Regions from separate parts of the Homo sapiens genome. Here all the other regions are linked to region 2. Evidence: chromatin contacts called from ENCODE Hi-C or POLR2A ChIA-PET data. All regions are on one chromosome and are shown on one strand. Each heading gives the region's core, a stretch centred on a gene start or an enhancer-like site at or near the end of the contact. The rest is flanking DNA. Distances are from core to core; before and after follow the strand shown.

Region 1 (2,994 bases), core at 366-2,865, 170 kb after region 2:
CACTGGAATTTTTAACTGTCAGTGCTATTGTGTTTACAGCATTCAAGTTCTCAGAGTTCAAAGGTTATCCATTAACATGTAGAATGAGGCTACACTTAAAGGCTCAACCTGGTTGCACTTGTTCATAGTTTCTTTGTTGTGTAGCAAGGCTCATAGTCATTTGTTTTCATAAAGTTAAATGAAGTTTCTTGTTTATGAAGTGTTTTTGGACTGTGTTTTAGAATGTGACAATAAGATTAAAAAATATATTTTAAAGATAGGTATTCATCTTTTGTCAGAAAAGGACTCCTAATACTAAAAGTGATCAATATCAGTGGACTTGAGTGAAAAAAAATTCACCCAATTTAGTTTTTTAGTGCTGGCCTAAGAATCTACCGGCACTGCTAATTAATTGTGAGTAATTGATTGGCTTCCTTTTTAAAAAAGACTAACCAGACCATATGGGGGGTTAGTAGTTATATATAAAATGACAGCAAAACATGACACTTGGCAAATTCTTCCCCTTTGCTGAGCTGTCTTCTCAAATTCCTTTTCCTATTTATTAAGATTGCATTGCTCACCAGCTCCGGATCGTTTCTGTAGTGCGTTCTTTCTTTTGATTTAGGAAATAGATATTTTAAATGCTTTTCTTGATGTGTTTTAAAGTTTTTTCATTTTGGATATGCCGAAGGCCAGTAAAAAAACAAATATTTGGCTATTTTGTTGGTAGCGACTTGCATAGATCCATTTCACATTTGCATTAGTTTGCATTTTGGGGTAGAAAAATTGTGGATATGTTTGTTATGTCTGTGGTTCCTCGAGGCTTACTTAAAATGGGGAAATATCACAGGCCTTAGGAATCAGGATTTTTTTTGTCCTTTTTTTCAGTAAGAAAAAAAAAACAGTTGGGAAACGATTTAAATGAGTTGTGCGTAGGGAGGAGGGGAAAGGGTAGCGGTTTTTTGTTTTTTTTTGTCCCCGGTTTCCTCCAAATGGATTTCTATCAAAACCAAGTAGATTCTTGGAACCTAGTCTAAGTTTAGAAATCTCAAGTTAGAATAGCGCAAGCCCAGTCCTTTCAGAAAAAAAAAAATCAGAACAATTAAATAGCTTTCTGAAGATACTCATTTAAAAACTTTATCTTCTCGACCTTCCTCACGCTTGAAGAAAATCTGAGGTGTTTTTCGCGCACAGCTGCCTTCTAACCCGCGAGCAACGGCGTTAAGGTTTTGTTTGTAATTCGGGGTGACCCAGGAGTTCGGGCCGCGGGCCCCTCCCCTCGCCCGGGCACACCTTGCAGAGGAGGGGGCGGCGGGGACGGGACCCGGGTCTGCGCCTGCGCACACCCTCGCGGCCCCCCCCGCCCCCCCCGCCGGGTACCTGTCACGGCTACCGCCGCGGCGCTCGCCCGCCACGTTAAATCGGATGGCGGGAGTAGGGGTATGGGGCGGGGGGCGCGGGGAGGGTGGCACGGCGCGTGCGTGCGCGGGAGTCGCCGAGCGATAACTGGGAGTGCGCGCGCTCGCCGCTCGCTCGCGTCCCGGAGGCGGAGTCTGTGGCGGGGGGCGGAGCGGGGGCGGGCCTATGCTAGTCACGTGGGCGCGGGGGCGGGGTGGGGCGGGGCGGGGCGTCTCCGAGCGGCGGGCCGAGGGAGGGCGCAGCAGCTGCTCCCTGAACACTTTCTGACCCAACAGTCCCCCAGCGCCGGACGCGCCGCGCCCTGGCGGCTCTAGGGACCCCCCCCGCGCCTGCACTTAGCCCCGCGCCCGAGGTGAGCCCGGCCCCTAAATCCTCCGGGCGGGGGTGGGGGTGCGGGACGCTCCTTTTTTGTTGGGGGTCTTGGAGGCGCGAAGGCACTAGGCGCCTCGGCAGATGGCTGCACCCCTCGCTTGCGGCTCCCCGTGTCTTTTGGGGGGCCGGGTGCGGGCGCGGAATCCGGGAGGTGTCCGCACAAAAGGCCGAGAAAACTGCGCGAGGCCTCCCTCCCTCCGCCCTCCCCGCCCCCTCCCCTCCGCGCCCGCTCCTCCTCTTTCAAACCCGGCCGGCCCGAGTGGAGTCAGCTCAGTCCCGGCAGCCGCCGCGCGAGGAAATGGCCGAGGGGCCGGAGCCACAGGTAAAGGGGGGCGCCCCCCGCCCGCGCCAGCCGGGGCGCCCGCCTGGTCCTGCGGAGGCTCCCGCGCCGCCCCCGAGGCGCCCGGCTCTCGTTGTCTTGTCCCCCCCCAGGATGACCTCAGTTCCCCGTCTCAGCTTTCTAGCTGCTCTTTCTAGGGCGCCCCCTCCCCAGCCGGCTCCTGCGCTTCCGCTGGCGGGAAGGTGCGGGCGATCCCGGGCTGCATCCGCTCTTGGCCGTCACACTCACGCCGCACGATTCAGAAGGGCTTGGGGTGCGGGGTTCCCTGAATCTCCGCCGGGAGCGGGGGTCCGGGGGTCTGCGGGGGTGGGCGGTGGGGGGCTGTTCCGAAAAGTTGGGTCGCCCCGCGGGGCGGGTCTCCCAATTTGCCCAGTCGGCCCTTGGGGCGCGGGCGGAGGGGGGACGTTGGCGTAGGGTCCCCCGCGATACCCCGGGAAGGGCCGGGGGAAGTTGGAAATGGCCAAAACAATGCGTCGGGACAGGCTTCCCCCGTAAACAATGGCCGGGACGGTCCACACGGGCCAGGCGGAGGGCGCGTCTAAGGGACCGCGGGAGGGGCTGGGCCTCTCCGCGGACCCCGAGGTGCGCCGGGTGACTCCCTCGGGTGCCCAAAAATCTGTCCCCGGGAGTCCTGGGGCGCCTGCTTATCCCTGAGCAGGGATGCACGGGGCTGCGTTTCCTGGATGTGTGCGATAAGGTGGCTTTTTTTTCCCTCCTCTAATTTTAAAGATTTTTCTTAAGTCTTAATGTTCTATAAACACTTAAAGAATATCTTTACAACTCAATTGTAGTGGAACACCCAAAGGCAGCTGGAAGCAGAACTGGGAACTCTAAAGGGCAGGAAGGATTGAAATGCTAGCCCAAAAGTGCTGCTGCTTTTTTTT
Region 2 (2,977 bases), core at 50-2,549:
TGCTGTGCTCTTTGCAGCTCTTCTGTAGACTGTTGATGTCTTCACCTAACGAGTTGCTCAAAAGTTCCCATAATTATTTAGGTGAGGCCTCAGAGCGAAAGCCTTTCACCACTATCCAGTTCCTCCCCCAAATGGGCATTCATCTCCATATAACAAGGACGACTGTGTTTGGGGGAAAATAACAGATTTGGAAGCACAATGGCAGTTATTTGTTGGCTCTTAAAACAATCCACCTGTTGGGGGGGTGCGTCCTACACAAAATGCCAACTGCTATTGTGGGAATGTTTTGCTATTTATTCCACCAAAATGATTCAGACAGAAAAAACAAAAAGGATCGCCCTGTACTAGGTCTTGAACCCAAAGAACTGTTTGCACAGAGATTCATCCAAGATACATCACAGCCTCCACCTCGGCAGCTGCTCTCTCAAATGTTTCCTGACTCTCCCCAAGTCAGTCTCCGCGTGAGGGGAGGAGGAGGATGCTGCCAGCGATGGCGCTGCTGGCACGAAGGCTGGCCTGCGACTTCTATTTAAAAGCTGAACCAAAATATACTTGGCGTCTGTGGTCTATTTAAAACTTCAAGTTAAGACAGAGAAAAAATTACTCTCCATCCTGAATGGGCCTCGGGTGTCTCAATCACAGACAAGAGTGGCAAATGGTGAGAGTCAGAAAGTGGGAAATTAGGAACGCTGAGGGAGCACGGCCAAACTCTGAAGCCAGCATGAAAACCTGGAGGTGAAAAGAGAAGCCATGGGCAGCGGGGGCGGGGGGAAACGGGCCCGGATTCGACCTTCTAAGCCAAGGCTCCATCTGCAACCCTCGCGACCAAGACCTATCGCCAAAGTCAGCCACCTCTGCTCATCGCCCCTCCCCCGACTCAAGGCTACCTCCTCAGAACCCCGCCTCAGGGTCTTCTCCCGGACTTTAGCGAGGTGCTCAGCTCGAGGGACGCCCCAGCTCAACGGTCTCCCTTCAAGGCCCCGCTCCTCAGCGCGCTCCTTCCACAGCGCCCCTCCCTCCCTCCCTCCGTCATCCCAGCTCGCCACCCGCTGGGGCTCCTCTTCGTTTTCCGCGCCTCAGCCCTCGCCCCGCCCCCTCGCCCTGAGCCCCCTCCAGGCCACGCCCTCTGGTCCCCCCACCTGTGAGCCCGCTCGTTCCCCGCCCTTCGGTCTTCGCCCCGCCCCCATTGCTCCCCGCCCCTCGTCGCCCTCTGTAGGCCTGCTCCCTCCCCGCCCTTCCACCCTCACCCTGCGCCCCGCCCCGGCCCCTTGGTCCTCGCCCCGCCCTCCTCGTTTGGCGCCAAACCCTGTGGTCAACGGCGCGCGGGTCTCCAGGCTCCGTGTTCTAGGCCCGAGTTAGAATCCTGTCAGCTGAGGAGGTCGGGCGGGGCAGAGGGGCTTCACCTTGAAAATCTCGGGGAGACTGTGGGTACGAGGGGGGTAAGTGGCAAAAACGAACAGCGTGCGAAGACTCTGAGGGGACGCTCGTTTTGAGAAGGCGCGCTTCCCTTTCTCGCTCCTTTTTTGGGGTCCCTGGGCTAGTGACTTTGAGCGTTCCGCTCCGACCTTTGGGGAGGAATTTTAGTGATCTTGAGGGATTTCCAACCTCATTTTCAATCGAATCGGACCTGAGTCTAGGAGAGCCCGCCTCATCCTCCTGACCAGGGAATCCGGTGTCAGGAAAATGTCCGGCGGCCGCAGGGGGTCTGCCCAGGCCTCCTGCTGAGGGAGGCGTCGAGGGCGACCCGACCGCGCTGCTGCCCCCACCAGAGGGGACAGCTGGGTCGTCTTAAACCGGGGGATTGGGGAGCCCTACTTTCAATCCAACGGTTCAGTCTATCAACGGCTCCTTGAGAGATGGGGGACAATCTTTTCATTTCATCACGGGGAGAAGAAATGAATGCTGTTTTTCTCTTCGATGGGGACAGTAAATGTGGAATTGGGGTACTCATAGCTAGCCATCTGAAGGACAGTGTCCCCGAAGATCCCATCCGAACGGTCTCGGTTGCCTTCCATCCTTTGCCGTTTGAGGTGCTGGGTGGTAGGACCCTGCTCCTGCCTTAGTATTAATGGTTCGTTCCCTTTGTTCTAGGGTCCAACCCCTGACTTTGGTATCAAATGAGGAAATGGAATCGACCAAGAAAAATGATGATTTGGACCGCATTTTATTGTAATAAATAAACACAATCACGCCTTGTGGATTCCTGAGATTTCTTTTTGAGTCTACAATGTTAAAAACTTTAACTGCTTATCAGCCTTAATATAATATTATGATCCACCAATTTTTTTTTTTTTTTTTGAGACTGAGTCTCGCACTGTCGCCCAGGCTGGAGTGCAGTGGCATGATCTCGGCTCAGTGCAACCTCCGCCTCCCAGGTTCAAGCGATTCTCCTGCCTCAGCCTCCCAAGTAGGTGGGATTACGGGCGCCCACCACCACGCCCGGCTAATTTTTTTGTATTTTTAGTAGAGACGGGGATTGGCCAGGCTGGTCTCGAACTCCTGACCTCGTGATCTGCCTGTCTCGGCCTCCCAAAGTGCTGGGATTACAGGCATGAGCCTCCACACCCGGACCACCATATTTTTAAATCTTAAAAAAATCATGAAACTAGTAAATACTGTGAAAGAAAGTATAGCTAATGTTCTATGAAACAAAAAGGTGGATGTTACAGGAGTACCCATTCATAATCAGCAGGCAGGAAGGCATTCATCATAGATGAGAAAAATAGAATCCATTTATTGAGGACAAAGTTGGAGGTGTCAGGGAGGACACAAGGAAGAATGATATAATGTCAAGGTTCCTAGAGTATTGTTGTTAAACATAAACAAGAAAGGTTAAAAGCAATATGCAATTCTAAATAACATTCAAGGCAGTAATAAAGTCATGATTAGCTGTGCAATGGAAACCAGATGATAAGTGATCACTGTTGGGGAAAGAGAAGAAACTAAATAAGCACCCCCCAATTTGCCCCTCAGGCAT
Region 3 (2,700 bases), core at 43-2,542, 190 kb before region 2:
TCTGGAGAGCTTGTCCATGTCCTCAAAGAGCTTGCAGTCTAAACCTAGGAGTGATAATGGCCAGCACCGTGGTCTCCAGGAGGGTGGAAGAGCAGGAGACTCTTCTCTTTCCAGAGCAGGCAATGGAGGCCCAGGAAAGGGGACTGTTCTTGTCTGGAGTTGGGCTGAAGCCGCTTTAGCATGAGGGTTTTGCCTTTCCTCAATCCTCCGACCCCACAGCCTTCCTGTTCCTGCCTCGGTGATTTTGTCATTCTTGTCTCGTTTCCTCTTGGTACTTTAAAAGTAAAATAACGACTGTTCATCTGCCCTTAGAAGGGCTGGCACAGAAAGAGATTCATCCCAAGCTGTGCACCTGCTCTATCTGTACAGTTGGCGGATGGGGAGCCAAGGAACAGGACCCCCGGAGTCAGGCAGCATTTTACTCAAACGCTGAGCACTCGTTCCAAGTCTGAGTAAGGTAGAAGAATGAGTGGCCAGCCCTGCCTTCCCACAGCTCAAGTGCAGCAAGCACCGTCCTTAAAACAGAAGAGCTGGCCGGGCGCGGTGGCTCATACCTGTAATCCTAGTACTTTGGGAAGCCGAGGCGGGAGAATCACTGGAGCTCAGGAGTTCGTGACCAGCCTAGGCAAACATAGTGAGATCTCGTCTCTATTTAAATAAAATAGAAAATCTGTTTAAAACAAACAAAAAATAGAAGAGCTGTCGTGAAACTTGGGTGCTCTGGGTAAAGCTTGGGAAGAGGCAGGGCCTCCCAGCATGTCTGGAATCCCCAAATTAGCAACCTGTTTCCTTGTCTGAAAAATGGGTGTAGAAATGGCCGGCTAAGAGGACAACGGCACTGGTGCCGGGTGTTGAGCAAGCCCTCGACAGCCTCACCGAGAGTGCACCAAGGGCCACCCGCGCGCTGCCGCTCCCAGGGCTCCCACCCTCCCCTCGGACGCCGGCCTGGTGAACCAGGCTGCAGGCGCGCGTGGGAGCGCTCAGAGCTGTCTCAGGTGTTCTGAGCCGCCAGATCGGGAGTCCAGTGCCCTGCTGAGCCCGAGCCCCAGCACAGGCTCCCGTCGCGTCCTCCCGCAGCCCGGGGTCCCCGCCCGCCCAGCGCCTCCCACGCGCGGACTCCTAGGCTGAGCGCGCAGGGCAGCGGGGCCCACGCGAGGGCGGGGCGAGCCGGGGCTTTGTGTTCAAACCGGCCAATGGGTGGCGGCGGTGGGCGGTGACGGCCGGCGGGGCCTGACCAATGGGCTGCGGCCTGTCAGCGTTGACTGACAGGCGCACACATACAGAGTCGGCCACACGCGCGCCGCCCGGCCCCACTCGCGCAGCGCGGGCCTCCGCCGGCCGCATTGTCCGCCCGCCCGCCTTGTCCCGCGTCGCCGCTCTTCGCGTGCCCGCGCGCCCCGGGCCCGGCCGCTGTGTCGCCCTGAGCGGAGCGCCGCCCGCGGGATCCCCACGCGGAAAGGGGGCGCGCCCCGGCGGCGGCCTGGCCTCGGACGCCCCCGGCCGGGCTAGAAGCCGCCGCGGCAGCAGGTGAGTGCGGGCGAGCTCAGGAGAGGGTTGGGGGGCCGCGGCCCGGCCTGACCCCGGGTCACCGTCGGGCCACTCGGGCGGGGCCGCGCCGCCAGGCCTGCTTCCTCCTCTCCGGGACGTGCTGGGCCGGATCCAGCCTCCACCCGGGTCCGCGGCCCGCGCCCTGACTCACCTCCTGGCCCCCGCCCCGCCTGCCGCGCCACTGGTCAGCCGGGAGGGCGGTGTCTGCGGGCGGGACTTCCCGGGCAGCCTCCCGGGAGGAGGAGGGCAAAGGCCGACTGCCCCAACCCGGCCCCGGGCAGCGCCTACGGGTTTTGTGCCAGACAGGCCGTTTCCAGGGACAGGCAGTTCCCAGCCTCTGCCTGTCAGAACTCAGGGCCTCAGAGGAAGGCCCGTTTTGTTCAGTTCTAAAACAAAACAAAACAAAGCAATGGGGGGCGCGGTGTGACTTAGAGAGCCAGGAGGCGCGCCTTTGGTGACAATTTCTGCAGGTTTGGCCTGTGGGAATGAGGGCAGAGGGAGTTAGCACCGGGCGTTTGGCAGGTCCCACAAGGGCGTGTGGCCTGGCTGTGCCCAGGGAGTGGAAATGTCACGAGGAAGATGCCCCAGATCTGGTTTAAGTCTGAAGATGGATGGAGATGTTTGTGATGGGGAAGGGCGGAATTGAGAAAGGAAGTCGCCCAGCTGAGAAGTGGGGAAGGATGCTTTCCGATGAGCGTTTCCTAACTGATTGTTAGGGAGGAGGTGGGGCGGGGGTGGTGTCTATTATGATTCGCAGTAGTAGATTTCAGCTCCCAGAGGCTCACTTCTTGTTTTGGAGAATGGGGCCTCGACCTTTTTCATCTTGTGAAACCCAGACTCAATGGTAAACTGTTTTGTGATGCCAGGATGCCGCAGGAAAGACTGAGAGGCATCTCTGGGAGTTCTGGGAGGGCGGAGGCGGGTGCTGACAGTTTTCAGCACTCCCCGCTCAACCTCCATCAGAATATTTAGTTCTTCCCAGCGGCAGCTTGGGTATGGTATAAACATGTTGCCTTGTTTCTGCCCTGGGCAAAGGTGTCACCTCCTTCAGCAGGACAGAGGCTAAGAGGAGTCCCTGTGTGGGCAGCTGGAGCCTTCAGGTAGGGACCGTACGGGCGGGGCAGGGAGGGGGGAGGGGAGATTACCTTATAA

Evidence for each region. Hi-C counts contacts between places; a loop is a spot of excess contacts on that map. ChIA-PET counts read pairs that join two places held with the same protein, here RNA polymerase II (POLR2A). Pooled maps may share reads with other maps.
Region 1: a loop to region 2 is called in a map of B cell, with 15 times the contacts of the local background. The contact joins the promoter of TPTEP2-CSNK1E here to the promoter of DMC1 in region 2. A Hi-C loop is called at or near these places in 16 of 168 maps with a recorded cell type or tissue (B cell, CD8-positive, alpha-beta T cell, OCI-LY7 and 10 more), 26 of 37 single-sample maps with no recorded cell type and 30 of 50 pooled maps. POLR2A ChIA-PET finds 5 or more read pairs at or near these places in 14 of 52 experiments (GM12878, HEK293, HEK293T and 9 more).
Region 3: a loop to region 2 is called in a map of naive thymus-derived CD4-positive, alpha-beta T cell, with 5 times the contacts of the local background. The contact joins the promoter of SUN2 here to the promoter of DMC1 in region 2. A Hi-C loop is called at or near these places in 1 of 168 maps with a recorded cell type or tissue (naive thymus-derived CD4-positive, alpha-beta T cell), 2 of 37 single-sample maps with no recorded cell type and 13 of 50 pooled maps.

Annotation. Positions count from the first base shown.
Region 1 is chr22:38,397,536-38,400,529 of GRCh38, reverse strand. TPTEP2-CSNK1E (TPTEP2-CSNK1E readthrough) reads left to right here and starts at 1,615. Exons shown (of 15, transcript NM_001289912.2): 1 at 1,615-2,092. It also overlaps the pseudogene TPTEP2. RefSeq lists a silencer at 1,558-1,837 and an enhancer at 2,103-2,886.
Region 2 is chr22:38,568,505-38,571,481 of GRCh38, reverse strand. DMC1 (DNA meiotic recombinase 1) reads left to right here and starts at 1,299. Exons shown (of 14, transcript NM_007068.4): 1 at 1,299-1,439. LOC105373031 (a long non-coding RNA gene) reads right to left here and starts at 982. Exons shown (of 2, transcript NR_134627.1): 1 at 888-982; 2 at 124-729. RefSeq lists enhancers at 564-613, 200-710 and a silencer at 1,014-1,303.
Region 3 is chr22:38,754,590-38,757,289 of GRCh38, reverse strand. SUN2 (Sad1 and UNC84 domain containing 2) reads left to right here and starts at 1,292. Exons shown (of 18, transcript NM_015374.3): 1 at 1,292-1,527. RefSeq lists enhancers at 11-150, 2,409-2,478 and silencers at 909-1,458, 1,569-1,918.